Linked DNA regions of Mus musculus: region 2 is linked to region 1. The links are chromatin loops, found by intact Hi-C in ENCODE. Cell type or tissue: left cerebral cortex. All regions are shown on one strand.

Evidence for each region. Hi-C counts contacts between places; a loop is a spot of excess contacts. Peaks named below come from ENCODE experiments on the same cell type or tissue, not always from the same donor. Only the 100,000 strongest peaks of a DNase experiment are listed, where the experiment ranks them.
Region 2: it touches region 1 in a loop (7-fold over the local background); 2 of 42 quality-filtered maps call a loop at or near these places.

The regions. Positions count from the first base shown.
Region 1 is chr8:95,327,747-95,335,746 of GRCm38, forward strand. It overlaps Zfp319 (zinc finger protein 319), which reads right to left and starts at 4,065. Exons shown (of 2, transcript NM_024467.4): 1 at 3,775-4,065; 2 at 1-2,066. The coding sequence starts at 1,827. The coding sequence ends at 82. Usb1 (U6 snRNA biogenesis 1) reads left to right here and starts at 4,538. Exons shown (of 7, transcript NM_133954.2): 1 at 4,538-4,719; 2 at 5,622-5,788. The coding sequence starts at 4,616. In left cerebral cortex, CTCF peaks have their summits at 4,135, 4,654 and 6,522; DNase peaks (open chromatin) are centred at 3,306, 3,884, 4,156 and 4,503; H3K4me3 peaks cover 2,509 bases; H3K27ac peaks cover 1,944 bases.
Region 2 is chr8:94,945,710-94,953,709 of GRCm38, forward strand. No RefSeq gene overlaps it. Among named protein-coding and RNA genes, the nearest start is that of Adgrg5, 26 kb to the left of the region's middle. In left cerebral cortex, CTCF peaks have their summits at 3,494 (motif pointing right) and 4,575 (motif pointing right); DNase peaks (open chromatin) are centred at 4,203, 4,568 and 6,474.

The DNA of each region.
Region 1 (8,000 bases):
GCAGCTGACTGACAGGCTTGCTGCCATGCAGCTGCAAGCAGGCAAGACTAGACAGGGCAGGTGGCGGCGGGCACCGAGGCCTTAGGGCAAGCAGGCTGCCACCTGGTAGGCGCCCTCCGCGGCTGCGGCGGCAGCACTGTGCTGGGCACTGTGCTCCTGTAGCAGCGCCACATCCAGAAAGCGTTCGCCGCACCACACACACTTGAACTGCTGCTCTCGGGCATGCACGCCCTGGTGCTTGTTGAGATGCTCTCGCTGCTTGAAGGCTTTATCGCAGCTAGGGCACTTGTAGGGCTTCTCGCCCGTGTGCACCCGCCGGTGGCGTTGCAGGTCTGAGGCATACTTGAAGCGCTTCTCGCAGTCCGGACACTTGAGCGGCTTCTCCCGGGCCGGGTCACAGCGGTGCTGCACGAACTCCGAGGAAGAAAAAAAGCGGCGCTCGCACAGGGTGCACCGCAGAGGCTTCTCGGCGGCAGCGCAGTGGGACAGCTGGTGCTTCTGCAGAGCGGATGCCCGCTTGTAGGCCTTGTTACACACGGGGCACTTGAAGGGCCGCTCGGTGGAGGTTGGCAGGCACTTGTGCCGCAGCAGCTCGGCCGACTGGTCGAAGCCCTTCTGGCACACCGGGCACTTGAACAGAGTCTCCAGGGTGTGCACGTGCTGGTGGTAGAGCAGGTGGCTGGGCTGGCCGAAGCCCTTCTCGCACAGGCCGCACTTAAAGGGTTCTTCCGTCTTGTGTGTGCGCCGGTGGCGCATCAGTGCGTACTGCTGTTTGAAGCCCATGGGGCACAGATCACACTTGAAGGGCCTCTCCGCACTGTGCGTGCGCTCATGCTGCCGCAGGTCCGACGGCCGCTTGAAGGCCTTCTGGCACTCGCCGCAGCGGAAGGGCCGCTCGCCGCTCGGGGTACAGGGGTGCTGCAGCAGCTCGGACGACTCTTTGAAATGCAGCTCGCACACGTTGCAGCGGAAGAGGTGATGCTCGCCAGAATGCGCGTACATGTGGCGCACCAGATGCGAGCGGTGCTTAAAGGTCTTCTCGCAGACAGCGCACTTGTAGGGCCGCTCCGAGCTGTGTGTGCGCTTGTGGTGCACGAGGTGCGAGGACTGGCTGAAGCTCTTGTCACACAGCGTGCACTTATACGGCTTCTCTCCGGTGTGGATCCGCTCATGCCGGGAGAGCTCCGACAGGTGCTTGAAGGGCTTCTGGCAAACGGGGCAGCTATAGGGCTTTTCCGGTTGCTCCACAGGGGCTATGTTAGCAGGTGGAGGTGCTGAGGGCAGTGATGGGGCGGTGGTGGTGGCCGGCTCCGCAGCCTCAGCTGGCTTGTAGGTCTTATCACAAATGGAGCACTTGACCATGCCGGTGTGGGAGCTGTGGTGTTGGGCCAGTGAGGTGAGCAGGGAGAAGCCCATTTTGCAAACACCGCAGACAAAAGGCTTCTGCTCGGCCTGCACACACTGGTGCTCCAGCAGGTCGGTGGCCTGATGGAAGATCTTAAGACACTGTGTGCACTGGAATGAGCGGTCGTGGCCTGCCAGGCACTGGTGCTCATGCGGACTGGACAGGTGTGCCAGATCATGGCCACACACGCCACATTTGGGGCCCGGCTCCCCGGCTTGCAGGGGTGCATGCTGTGGGGGCTGGAGGCCTGGGTCGGGTTGCAGGAGTATGCCGTACACGGCACAGCCCAGGGGGTTCTCGGCCGAGCCTGGGGGCAGCGTGTGCTCAGCCAGGGCTGGAGGTGTCTCTGCATGGTGCTGAGGCTGCGGCGCCTGTGGCTGCTGTGGCTGAGTCTGCGGTGGCTGCTGCCAGCTTTCTGACATGCTTGGGAAGATGAAACTGGGTTTGGACAGTAATGGCTTCAGTTTCCCCGCTTAAGGTGAACCTAACCCTGAGAGAAGCTACCGGATCTCAGGTTCGGACAAGAACCTCACACAGGGCACAGAGGCCTTGTCAGATAGCCCTTGTCATTAGCCAAGAAGATAGCCTGCAGGACGGGAGGGCTCTTCGAGACAGGGTCCTGGCAATGCTAAGAAGGCTGTGCCTTCCCCAGTAATCGGTTCTGTAGGGAAGAGAGACACAGTGAATATGAGGCAGGAACAAGCAGCTCTCCCCTTTTCCCTTGCGGCCCACACTCACTACACAGACATAAGCTTCTTTAGGGGACGGAGATGCTCAGGGATCGAGCCCTGCTCCCTTCACCTGCTCTCAAAGAGGCAGCTCCTCTCCTCCATGCAAAGGGGAAGAGAGCTTTCTCTATACCCACTTTCTTTAATCCCCATTCTGGGCAGGGCACCTCAGCCTCCACAAATTCCCCACTAGTTTCCATATGGCCCACTCAGTCAGATAGTATGGGGTGACCTGTCCCTAATGCCTGACAGCCCCTTTCACACTGACATGAGAGAACACTACTGTTTGGAATCAAGAGGATCCTGATGGCTGAAGGAAGCCACGCCCCTGAGGTATAAGTTCTAAGGCAGATGGACTCTGGAAGCTAATATTAAGGCAACAATACTAAGAACCACCTAAAAACCCTCTCCTTTGAAAGACTGGTCTACGTTCCTCTTCACCTGCACTCCAGGCCTTTCCCAGGGCACATGCCACTCTAGCTTAACAGGATTAATGGCCTTTCTGGGACCCAAACTCCTGGCCAAAGAGGGTTAAATAACAGGTTTATAGACCCACTGATCAGGTGAACTTCTTCACTCTAGTTATCTCCCAGAGGAACATAAACAGAAGTCCCTTACCCTCTGAGTCTTTGACTGTCAAGGTGTAAGAAATTGTTCTGTTTGCCTGAATTGTACAGATAAAGCATGCCCCAGGGTGTGTCTCCTCCAAGTCCCAAATATTCACAGTAATCACTGCAAGATAAAGCCCACCTAACCACCGCCCCCACCCCATGCCAGCAAATCTCTAATTCACCACTTTGAGATAGTATTAAAGCAATCCCACAGAGAATTATTTTTGGAATCAAAGGCAGCCTCCTTTCTAGGTTCTCAGCTGCTTATAGATTTAAAAGTTTGCAAGTTTTCTTTAAGGGAAGGAAAGTAGAGAATGTTCCCATAAGCCAGCTGGCTTCTAACTGTTCTCTTAAAGAAACCTAAGAATCAAGCTAAAAGTTGTCACCCTCAGCATCTTCTGGGAAGGGAGGGAATAAAGAGGCTGCTGATTTGGGGTAGTACCTAGGAGTACGACCAACCAACCACAGCTGGCCATTTTAGCGTTCCTAAGGTAGAGAGGAGCGGTGGACTGCACGGAACACTGTCTGATCTAGCTGTACTAATCCAACTGTGTGTTATTTTTCCTGGTATGAATGGCTGCCAGCCCCATCAGCCGCCCCCACTCCCCACCTCCTAGAGCAACCCCACTGCCTACCCTGACCCTTCTCCAGTAAGGAGAAGCCAGGAACACTCTTAGCTCACTGCACAAGAGCTGGAGAGAGAAGTGGAGAGGAAAGGCAAAGAGAAGCCCCCACCCGCGCCCCACCCTAGCCCTTTTTCCTCTCAGAGTCACCGAATGAAAGCTGATCTCCTCCCATCAGGCCCAGCTGGGCTGCCTGCTGTCAGCTCCTGCTCCGGATGGCCCAGCCACTGCGTCCCGAAAAGGGGGTGGTTCCGGCCGAGGAAGGCCCCAGAGCCTCAAACGGTGCCCGGGAAGCAACTGTACTTCCAGGCCCAGCCTGGATCGCCTCGGAGCTCAGGAGGCTCTCCCTGGGTGCAGGGGCTACTGGAGTGGCCCCCAGATGCAGTCCCGGGTGCCCTGCCACTCACCTGCTCCAGGGGTCAGGCGCGGGACAAGCGAAGACCAGCTGCTTTCTCTGCCGCCTCTTTATTCCGGCTCCATCCGCCGCGGCGCGGCCTACGCGTCCTGCCAATCCCCGGGCCTCGCGTAGCAGAGGCAGGCAGCGCGGAGTCGGGAGACAGGTTTGCAGCAGCCGGAACCGACGAATCGACCCGCGCACTCGGGTTAGCGGGACCGGGGCAGCGGACGGACGGGCGAGCGGACAGACCGACGGGTCTTGCAGAGACCGGCGGACAGAGGGTCGGCGCGAGGCCGGGTAGGCGGGGCCGGGGGAGGAGCGGCAGCCGGGGCGGCGGCTGCCGAGAAGCCCGCGGCGCGGAGCGAGGCCGCCCCCTGTCGGGGACCCGCGGCCCCGCTGGCCCGAGCCTGTGGGTACGGAGGGGCGGGGCTGGAGCCTCGGGATCCGCTCGCCGGAGCCTACGGTCGCGGAGGAGCCGGGATCCTCATCCCCGGCTCGCCGCAGCCCCACCTGACTCTCCGGTCTTCTGCAGCTGACCTGCGGCTCAGCTCGCTCTCAAGAGGGATCCTGAGACTCCAACTTTTTGCAAGTCTGGCAAACAGACCCGCAGACCTGTGGAACCCACACTGGGGCGACGGAGTGATCCGGAAGGCCGCCTCCTACAGCCTTTACCGCACAGGCGGTGGCCGCCGTCCGTCCTAAGCTCCACTGGGCTTCGCCCCCCGGGTCGCCAGGCCCCGCCCCGAGGTGGAGCTACTCTAGGTCCCGCCCCCCACAGAGCACTTCCGGCTCAGAGGAACTCCGGGCGTCGGATCAGGTTGTCGGTGGACACGGCTTGTGGTCGAGGCCCCATGAGCTCGGCGCCCCTGGTGGGCTACAGCAGCAGCGGTTCAGAGGATGAAGCGGAGGCTGTCGCCGCGGGGCGGAGCAAACCGGGTACTGGCTTCCACCGTTGGTGAGGATCGAGGAATTTTTCTCTCTCGAGCGTAGATTCTTTTGAAACCCTAGTGGGACCCGAGCCTCCCGGGGAACCAAGAGGGTGGGTCAGTTCCCCGGTAAGAGAAAAAGGGATGTCGAGGGAAAGGATTCAGGACACACCCTGGACAAAGCCCTGGAATGGCACTACCACACACACACCCTGGCTAAGGCAAAGTTGGGAGTGAGGACACGGGTTCAAGTCCAGCCCTCTCCGTTGGTGCGTTTTTTTTTTTTTTTTTTCTCTTTTGGAAAGCAACTATGTTTCTTCCCAGATGTTTCCTCGTTTGAACACTATGCAATAATAACCCAAGCTTTTCGTTCGTCTAGTAAATGGTTAATGAATAGCCACCGTGAGCCACACGGTAGACTGGAGACACCAGCCTGTTGAAAAACCCATGAAAATCTCATGCGCCAAGAGGCTTAAATCTTCGAGGTTCTTAAATACTGGTCTTTGCTGACTGTAGTGTGTCGGTTCATTGCACAAGAGCTCTAGCAAGTAAAAATATGCTCTACACGTGAGGAAATTAATGTAAGCCAAGATCACAGAGCTACTTGAGTTCAGGCCTGTCCAACTATCTAATAGGGACCTCCAAGCCACACTGCTACCTGCTGAAATGTTTCCATGGGGACCAAGAGCCAGCTGAGGTCTGCCTTCCCAGCTAGGAAACTTAAGCAGTTCTAGAAAGCTATGGTTCTTTAGTAGAAGCTCAACCCCTTCCTGGAAATGAACACTCAGCCATTGTGGCTGAGGGAGGAGGATCAAGTTCGAGGCCAACATGGCAAGACTGGTGTGGGTAAGAATCACTGTGCATAACAGCTTAGAACTACCGTTGTTCAAAGGGGTATCAATGAGGATAAATGTGTGTTCTTCTTTTGCAGTGGCCAGAACCCCGTTCCCAGTGAGAAGCTTCCAGTGCCTGACAGTGTGCTAAGTATGTTCCCCAGCACAGAGGAAGGGCCTGAGGACGACAGTGCAAAGCATGGCGGTCGAATCCGAACCTTTCCCCATGAGCGGGGCAACTGGGCCACCCACATCTACATACCGTGTGAGTCACTGACTAAAGTGCCTCTAGCTCTGGCTAGGAGGAAGACACCAGGGCTGCTGTGTGCTGGACTCAGCTCCCACCGCAGACCTGAGGAGACAATGGACTGCCTAACTGCTGAAGTAGACCTTCCTGCACTGGGTGTTCTGTCAGCTACTGGGTGTCTCATTTCTGCACCTCTAAAGTGGGGGTGATGCTATCTATCTCTTTGGAAGATTAAATCAGATAATCTATGCCAATTAGCACAATACACAAAATGGTGGCTCTGATTTTGTGTAGACTCACCCATTACCAGTATCCACCATCCAGAGTGCTATATTACAACAGATGAACCCACTTTTTTGCTATTGTTGTTTTGTGGGTTTTTTAATTTTGTGGGTTTTTTCATTTTTCATTTCATTTCATTTTTTGTTTGTTTGTTTGTTTGTTTGAGGCAGGGTTTCTCCATGTAGTCCTGTCTGTCTGTCCCAGAACTCAGACATCTGCCTACCTCTGCCTCCCAGATGCTAGACTTAAAAGTGTATGCCACTACCACCTGACCTGAGCCCACATTATAATCACCAAACTTCACAAACATTTAATATTATGGCTAATCTTTTTTTCTTAGGTATTATTTATTTTATGTTCATGAGTGCTCTATCTGCACATATACCTGTGTGCCAGAAGAGGGCATCAGATCCCATTTTAGATGGTTGTGAGCCACCATGTGGTTGCTGGGAACTGAACTAAGGACCTCTAGAAGAGCAGCCAGTGCTCTTAACCCCTAAGCCATCTCTCCAGCCCCCTGGCTAATTTTTGTGGTATATATTCTATGAATTTGGGCAAACTTAAAAAGATGTGCATCTATATTATCATGTAGAGTAATATTACTGCTATAAGAATCCTTCATGCTACCCAGGCAGTGGTGGCGCATGCCTTTAATCTGCACTTGGGAGTTAGAGGCAGGCAGATTTCTGAGTTCGAGGCCAGCCTGGTCTACAGAGTAAGTTCCAGGACAGCCAGGGCTACGCAGAAAAACCCTGTCTCAACCCCCCCCCCCCGCCCCCCGAAAAAAGAATCCTTCATGCTCAACTAGCTACCCCTGCCCTCCACCAGCCATCTATTCCCACAAATTTGCCATCTCGAGAATGTCACAGAATTGGGGTCACTCAATATATCGCCTTTTCACATGGCCTCTTTGGCTTAGTAGTGTGCATTCAAGGCTCCTCTGTGCCTTGTCACGTCTTGATAGCGCATTTCTTATTAGTGCTAACTAATATTCCATTGTCTAGCCAGCTCACCTACTAAAGGAGATTTTGGCTGTTCCTAAATATGAGCAGATATGCATAAAAAGACATTAGGCTGGCCTGGTGTGGTGGTGCATGCCTTTAATCTCAGGCCTTGGGAGGCAGAAGCAAGTGGATCTCTTGAGTTCTAGGCCAGCCAGAGCCACATAGGTAGACCCTGCCTCAAAAAATAAAATAAAATATGTGTGTGCATGTGTGTCCGTGCATGTGTGCACAGGCTTTTGTGTGGACAGGTCTCAGCAGCTCCTTCATGTAAATGATAAGGAATGTGACTGATAGATGGGGTGATTGTATGGTAACAGTGTGTTTAATTAAAACAACAACAACAACAAATTTCTCCACCACGAGTGTCCCGGCCTGCACTTGCTATGCCATTGCTCTGCAGTGCAGAGTAGCACTGGCTCTCTGTAGCCTGATGCAGAACATCTCCCATAGGCTTTTAGGTATCTGTCCATCTTCCTTGGTAAGTTGTATATTAGGATTCGGGGGGGGGGGGGGCTATTACTTTTTGTTTGTTTGTATTGTTGTTTGTTTTGTTTTATTTTTTTCCAGACAGCTGTCCTAGAACCCCCAGTGTGGCTATATTTTAATGAACTTCTGTCTCTCTCCCTCTCCCTCTCCCTCTCCCTCTCCCTCTCCCTCTCCCTCTCCCTGTCCCTCTCCCTCTCCCTCTCCCTCTCCCTCTCCCCCTCCCCCTCCCCCTCCCCCTCCCCCTCCCCCTCTCCCTCTCTCCCTCCCCCTCCCCCTCCCCCTCTCCCTCCCCCTCCTCCTCTCCCTCTCCCTGGAAGGTCTCACTTTGTATCCCTGGCTGGTCTTGAACTCACTATATAGACCAAGCTGCTCTCAAATTCACTGGAATACACCTGCCTGCGCCTCCCAAGTGCTGGGATGGTAAACACATAGCCTTAACCAAGTTTTCTTAATGAGTT
Region 2 (8,000 bases), 380 kb before region 1:
GTCTCCGCTGAGATTAAGCTCCCAGGAAGCTGATGTTGGGAAGCCCCTTGGTTAGGTGGAGGGGATTTGCTCTGTGAGTAAGGCCAAGCAAAAGGATTCCATAGCCATCTTCCCAAATCACGGGCGTGTGAGCCACCGTGAGGGGAGGGCCACCGTGAGGGGAGGGCCACAGAGAGGAAAAGGAGGCAACAGAACAGACACCAAGAGGCCACAGATGTTTAAAGGAATAAAAGCTGCAATGACATGATGTGTATATAAGTAAGATGAGTAAGGATGGGGTGGAAAGAGAGAGAGGGAGAGAGAGGCGGGGTGGAGAAGAGGGGGAGGAAGAGGAGGATGGGGAAGGAGAGAGATGTGGATGGAGAAGAGGAGGAGGAGGGAGAGGAAGAGGGAGAGAGGTGGGTTGGAGAAGAGGAGGAGAGGAAGAGGAGGAGGAGGAGGAAGGAGAAGAAGGGGAGGAGGGGAGGAAGAAGAGGGGGGCTGGAGAAGAGGAGAGAAGAGAGGAGGAGGGGAAGAAGAAGAGAGGTGGGATAGAGAAGAGGAGGAAGAGGAGGAGGGGAAGAGAGCAAAAGGGGAGAAAGGAGGGGAGGAGGGGGAGGAAAGAGCAGAAGGAGAAGAGGGGGAGGGGGAAGGGGGAGAAAGGGGGAGAAAAGGGGAGGAGGAGGGGGAAGAGGGAGGAGAGGAACCGCAGCAAACTGGAGCTTCTAGAAATGAAAGACCATTCTAAAATCTAAAATCCAACAAACAATCCACAGCCAAAATGAAGGGCAGAGCTAGGAGTTACTTACAAATCGACGAGAGACATGACATGGGAAGAGAAACAGAGGCATGGAGAGCAGAATCAGAAGAAGCTCACAATGAAATCCCAGGAGAAGAAGCTAAAAGCAACGAGACAGACACAGCAGTTACAGGTTTCCTCAAAGCAGACCCACAGAAGCAGGGAGAATGGCACCTCTCAAGGAGGATACAGGGAAATGGACCTGCCCTTTGCACCTCTGAGGGAAACTTCAGATGGAGAGAAGTGAGGGGGAAAGCCACGGAGAAAGGGCAGTGTGCTCCATGAGCATCTCCATCCATAGCCACGATGATAGGCTGGGAGACGGCAATGGGGTCCCCAAAGAGAGGGGAACAAAGAAACGTCAGCTAGAATTGCCTGCGGCAAACAGCCCTTTCATAAACTAAGACACAAAGGAAAATATGTTCCTTTTAACATTGAAAGGTAAATAAAAGCTGAGAGCAATCTAAAGGGATTTCAGAGTGTTCTTCAACAAAGAAAGTGATTCCAGAAGTTTACTCAGAGACCCAAAAAGGATTGGTGATCGTAGAAACAGTGGATGTACCAAGGCCCATTACAATCACATGTGTGAAACTGTGCTTTTGTTTGTTAAAGACAGTCAGATCTGAAATGTCAGAGAATAGAATGTAAGTCTCCAGGGGAAAGACAGTGCTACACAATGGTCAGAAGCCTCTATGTGCAGGGGTCACCAAGACAGCACATTCATGTCTGTGCTCTGGTCTGTGTAGGATTTAAACATGTCCTGCCAAAGCTCACATGCTAGAAGCCAGTGTGGATGCCGACAGAGAGAGGGCTAGTGGAAGGTAACACAGAGACCTGGCTTTGACATGGATTTATATGGCGTCCACAGAGCCCCAGTTGATTCCCAAGACAGTGGATTGTTTTGTTATGGTTGTTGTCTAACAATGATGCTCGAACTCGCTATGTACCCCAGGATGGCTTTGAACTCCTGATCCTCTTGCTTTCCTCTGAGTGCTAGGATCACAGGCTAGTGCCAGCACACACAGATGGATTATTGTCTGATCCTCATCTTTTCCTTTCCATCTTATGATGTGATTTCTTCTGTGCACGCTCCTGTCATTACCTTGAGGCTCTCAACAGAGGCTAGGTCAATGCAACCATCCAGTTCTGGATTTTCAGCTCCCAAACTAGGAGCTAAACGAATCTCTTTGTGTAAAATACCCAGACGCCTGTATTTTGTTATAACATGAAAAGTAGGCTAATACCACTAGATGCTGTTATTTAAATGTGCGTGTCAGGGGGCTGGAGAGATGGCTCAGTAGTTAGGAGCACTGGTTGAGCTTCCAGATGGACCAGGGTTCAATTCCCAGCACCCACGTGGCAGCTCACAACTGCCTGTAGTTTCAGTTTCAGGTGATCTGATATTCTCATGCAGATACACATGCAGGCAAAACATTAATACACATAAAATAAAAGGAAGTAAATCTTTAAATGTGCACGGCAAAGACTTCAAAGGTAACAGTTAAGGAAGTAAAACTCAAGTTTACACATTTCATTTTGGGGGAGGGAAAATGGTATAGGAAAGAAAAATAAATACAATGTAGTTTAAAATATTTATTATATTTTCTGTGTATGGCTGGTTTGCTTGCAATATGTTTGTGTACCACACAAGTGCTTGGTGCTTGTGGAGGCCAGAAAAAGGCCTCAGGTTCCCTGGAACTGAGTTATGGATAGTTGCTAGACACCATGTGGGTGCCAGGAATTGAACCTGGTCCTCTGCAAAAGCAGCAAGCGCTCTTAACCACTGAGCCTGCCCAAAGCTTAGTTTGCTTGTTTTTAAAGACAAGGAGAGAAAAAGAAGAAGAAAAAGTGAAACCAGGTGTGATGGCACACGCCTTTGATCCCAGCACTTGAGAAGGAGTGGCAGGTGACTCTCTTGGAGTTCTAGGCCAGCCTGGTCTACAGAGTGGGCTCTGATAGTGAGGTCCTGTTTCAAAACTCCTTAAACAAATGAGAAAAACAAACAAACAACAAAAGAAACCTCAGAGGGCTTGCGGTGGAAGAAGCAAATTAGCCCACTCACTAGCTCTAAGCCCTGGCATATGCTTGCCCCAGCTACTCTACTCCCAGGATGCCAGCAGGAGGCCCCACAGTCCCAAGACTTGGCCCTAGGAGCGCTGTTTGTGATTGCAGAAAGTGGGACACAGCCCATCTGCCCACAAAAGTGAGTGTGGCTAGATGAACTGTCCCCGCCACACAGGGAAGTATTATAGACATTATAGAGTGCTGATTAGCATAGGTCCACTTACTGTAGGGACGCATCTAAGATCAAAGTCCCAGAGAACACAGCCTAATACCCTTTAAACCAAGAAGAAATAAGTTTATGCTAAGTGAGCTATTCAGGCAAAGCAAGGCGGCAGCACAGCATTCTGGGTGGCAGAGGGGAGCCCTGGGAATTTGTGGTCTATTTGCTGGTGGAGATGGAGGCTGCTGCTTTTTCTTCCTTCCTGTCCCCACCCTTCTGCTCCCTCGGTTCTTTGATCCACACGGTGCTCAGGATCCTTATGTGTGGTGTGCAAACACTAGATTCCCATATTTTTGCTGAGTTTTTGAAATATGATAAAAGATAGCATGGAATAGAGAATTGTTATGACTTTTAAGGATTATTATTATTTTACACTAGGTGATTATGTGTGGGCATGTGCATGTGGGTGCAGTCTCCTCTGGAGGCCAGAAGAGGGCATCAGATCCATTACAGCTGGAGTTACATGAGTCGTGAACTGTCTGACATGCGCAATGGGAATCAACTCAGGTCTCCTGAAAAAGCAACCATTACTCTTTTTTGTTTGTTTTTGTTTTTTGTTTTTTGTTTGTCTAGACAGGGTTTCTCTGTATAGCCCTGGCTGTCCTGGAACTCACTTTGTAGACCAGGCTGGCCTCGAACTCAGAAATCTGCCTGCCTCTGCCTCCCAAGTGCTGGAATTAAAGGTGTGTGCCACCACGCCCGGCTCTGCAACCATTACTCTTAACTGCCGAGTCATTTTTTCAGTCCTAGGCATCTCTACTTTTAGAATTCAAGATCTTCCCTCAAAGAAAAACATTCTATGTATCAGATTGTCTATAAATATTTTATCAGCTCATTTGCTTTTCACGATAGACTTGTGAAATAATATGCATCAACTAACTCACAGGAGGAAACTGGAACTCTCAGAGCGGTAACGCGGCTTACCCGAGGTCCCACAGTTTCTTGCTGATGCTGAGACCCAAGCCTGACTCTGAATCCCTATTGGAATAGGGAGGGTGTGAGTGAGCCCCCAGGACAGCGATTCCCCTGGGGCTTGCCGGTATAGGCATGGATCCTACGAAAGCTGGGCTCAAATCTCGACTGCCACCTGCTTGCCTTGGCTTGGCAAGCCTCTGTGCCTCTCCGAGATTCTGCCTTCATATCTGCATCTGGCTGAGGCGTCAGAATGGTATGAAAGACCAGAGAGAGGAAGATGTGAGGCACCAGGCCCACTGACCCATTTGGTAAGCCTTTGGATTTGTCATCTAGACTGCTGGGCACCGGTCTCGACATTCCTGGCAGCTCTCTTCAGGCATCCTCTAACAGCTCTTAGCCAAGCGCATGTCCTTTGGGGTATGAGGGAACAATGGTACCAATGCAGTACCCTGCAGCTGCAGCACACTGTCTCGGAGCCTGCCTGCTTGGGTAGAGCCATCAGTCTACTCTGCAGCTCCATTACCACTGTCCAGCTGGCTGAGACTTTCCAGGACTGCAAAGGCCAGGCTCTGGAGTGGTTATTCTCATAGTGACCACCAGGGGTCAGTATTGGCCGTCTGCCTTTGTGTACCAGAAGCTGCTTAGGGCAAAGGAGAAGCACATTGCTGTCTGCCTGGTAGGGCATCTCTAACGAGGGTGCCCTTGGGGTTCTGGCTTGATGTGATTTCTGTTAAGGAAGGACAGTGGCTCTCTATTTGTTCTGATGCTTGTCCATTCTTTTATCCATTCATTTATCTATCTATCCGGCCATGACTCTGTTATTCTTCCATTAGCTCAGCTGCCCATTCATTTTCTACCCATCCATTGTCTCCCACTTACTATCCATCTACCCTCTCCCCCCCTCCATTTGTCTGTCCATCCTATGTGTGTCCGTCCTGTGAAGTTAAATACTCACTCATGGGTCCATCAGACACCTGTCCAATTGCCCCATCTCTGTCCGTCATACCGAGAGTACCTCTGCTGAGCCAGGCCCTGTTCAGCCATAGGGGACCCATGATGGAAGGAGACATGGAAATCAGAGGGGTTAGATGGCACAACCTGGGCAGTGGGAGAAACTGAAGGTCATTGTCTAAGGAGATCCTTTTTCCGTGTCCAGGAGTGCACCCCAGCAGTGAGTGGAACCAGCAGAGGGGCTGCAGAGAGGAGTGACAGACCCTGACTGGCTGTGAGCAGTCAGTCAGGAGATGCTAAGTGCCTCCCGCCCCCGCAGAGATGATTTTGAAGGAAGATGGCAGGCAGGGGCAGGACCAAGGTTTTGGGTGCCTTGAGGTTTATAGGTTGGCCCATGAAATTGATGGGGTCTGTGCTGGCTTGTCATATGTCAACTTGACACACAAACTAGAGTTATCTGAAAGGCGGAAGTTCACCTGAGGAAATGCCTCCATAAGATCCAGCTGTAAGACACTTTCTATTTTGTTTGTTTGTTTGTTTGTTTGTTTTTGAGACAGGGTTTCTCTGTGTAGCCCTGGCTGTTCTGGAACTCGCTTTGTAGATCAGGCTGGCCTCCAATCCACCCTGCCAGCCATTTTCTTAATTACTGATTGATTGAGGGAGGACACAGTCCTTTGTGACTTGCATTGCTGGGTTCTATAAGAGAGTAGGCAGAGCAAGCCAGGGGAAGCAAGCCAGTAAGCAGCACCCCTCCATGGCCTCTGCATCAGCTCCTGCCTCCTGGTTCTTGCCCTGTGTGAGTTCCTGTCCTGATGTGCTTCAGTGATGAACAGTGATGTAGAAGTATAAGCCAAATAAACCCTTTCCTCCCCAGCTTGCTTTTGGTCATGGTGTTTCATCACCGCAATAGAAGCCCTAACACAAGTTGAAACCCATATAGCAGGGTATTGTTGCAACAGACCTGACTATGTTTCAGGGAGGATTGTGGAAAGACTTTGCAACTTTGGGTCAGAAAAGCCATTATTGAGTGTTGAGGGCTCGCTCCGTGGGCTGTTCTGTGGGAGCTTGGAAGATAAGAGTGTTGAGGGCAATGTGGAGGATGGAAGTCTGGCTTGTGACGTTTCAGAGGGAAGACTAGAGACTCTTATCAGGACCATTTGCTATTTTGAATTGAGATTCTGTCGTTGGGATCAGCTGGGGCTGAAGAGTCTCAGCTATGGTTAAGAAGAGCCCAGCATCTTTGGAGGTAAAATCTGGGAAGTGTTTCCTCAGGGTCAGCACACAGAAGCTGTGCTCCTGAAAGTTGTCCCTCAAGCTGACAGCTGAGATACACTACTCTGGCACTGACAGAGATAGTCTAAGAGTCACCCAGATGGTACTGGTTTTAAAGACTTAAAGGGGCCATGGAGAGCAGCTGAGGCTTGGCCCTGTGAGAGGCCAGGAGCCACCATTGGTGAAGGTGCAGCCTCAGCAGCGGTTGATGGCAGGAATGAAGGAGCCTTGTGGAGAAGACACGTCTTGGCACTATGAAGATTGCCTAACAGAGGCTATTGGTGAAAGTGCAGCCCAGTTGAAGCAGAAGGCCCCAGCTTTTTGGAGATGCCAGTACCATGGGATGTCAGCACCAAGAACAGCATCAGCTGTGGAGTCGAGCCAGCTGGAGCCTGGAAGACAAGCTGTGTGTGCTGCAGAGGGCCGAACTGGAGAAGTGATCCAAGCTCACTGAGGAGCCCAGAAGATCGTGAGTGAAGCCCAGATAACTGGACATTGAGTTATTTATATTGTTGGAGTTTGGTTTTTCTTGGTTCAGATGTGGCTCTGCTCTGGGTCTTCCCTCTTGAAGAAGGTATTTAACTTAATTTTGATTTTTAAAGGATCCCAGCTGAAAGATTTTGAGCTTTTAAAAGAGATTTTTGGATTTTTAGAGAGATTGGATATTTTAAATAGACTGAAATTTTAATGTTTGAATTTGTAAAGTCTGTAGCACTTTTTTAAATTTTATTTATTTATTATGTAACTATATTGTGCTGTCTTCAGACACTCCAGAAGAGAACATCAGATCTCATTACGAATAGTTGTGAGCCACCATGTGGTTGCTGACATTTGAACTCAGGACCTTCGGAAGAGCAGTTGGTGCTCTTAACCACTGAGCCATTTCTCCAGCCTGTCTGTAGCACTTTTAAAGTTATTTAAGTTTTAATGTGAGACCTTGAGAATGAATAAGAAAGGAAAGGTGTGACTTAATGGTGATGTGTTTGAGTGTCAAGTTGACAAGGGGTCAGTTGTATGGCCTAGTCTTATGTCAGCTTGGCACTAACTAGAGTTATCTGAAAGGAAGGAACCTCAATTGAGAAGATGCCTTCTTAAGATCCCGCTGAAAGGCATTTTCTTAATTAGTGATTGATGGAGGAGAGCCCAGCCCATTGTGGCTGGAGACATTCCTGGGCTGGTGGTCCTGGGTTCTACAGGAAAGCAAGCTGAGCAAGTCAGGGAAAGCAAGTCAGTAAGTGGCACCCCTCCGTGGCCTCTGCATCAATTCCTGCCTCCAGCATCCTGCTCTGTTTGAGTTCCTGTCCTGCTCCTTTCAGTTGTAAACAGTGATGTGGAAGTGGAAGGTAAATGGACCCTTTCCTTCCAAACTTGCATTTTAGTCATGGTGTTTCATCACTGCAGTAGAAACCCTGATTAAAACAGGATCCCAGGAGAGAGAGGTAAACAAGTGTTGTGTATGGTGTTCTTTCTCTCCAGGGCAAATAATGACCTTACCCTAAGATGCATATATGTTCATCTATCTATCTATCTATCTATCTATCTATCTATCTATCTATCTATCTATCTATCTATCTATCTATCTATCTCTGTGTGTATGTATGTATATATGCATATATATGTATGTATATATATGTGTGTGTATGTGTGTGTGTGTGTGTGTGTGTGTGTGTGTGTGTGTGTATTCATGCTGATTTGCTCCCTTCATCCTATCCTCTTCAAGACCCTTTCAGAGAACTTCAGGAGCCCACTGACCAGCCAGAACGGTCTCCACCCAGAGCAAGCCTTAGTACCTGTCTCTTG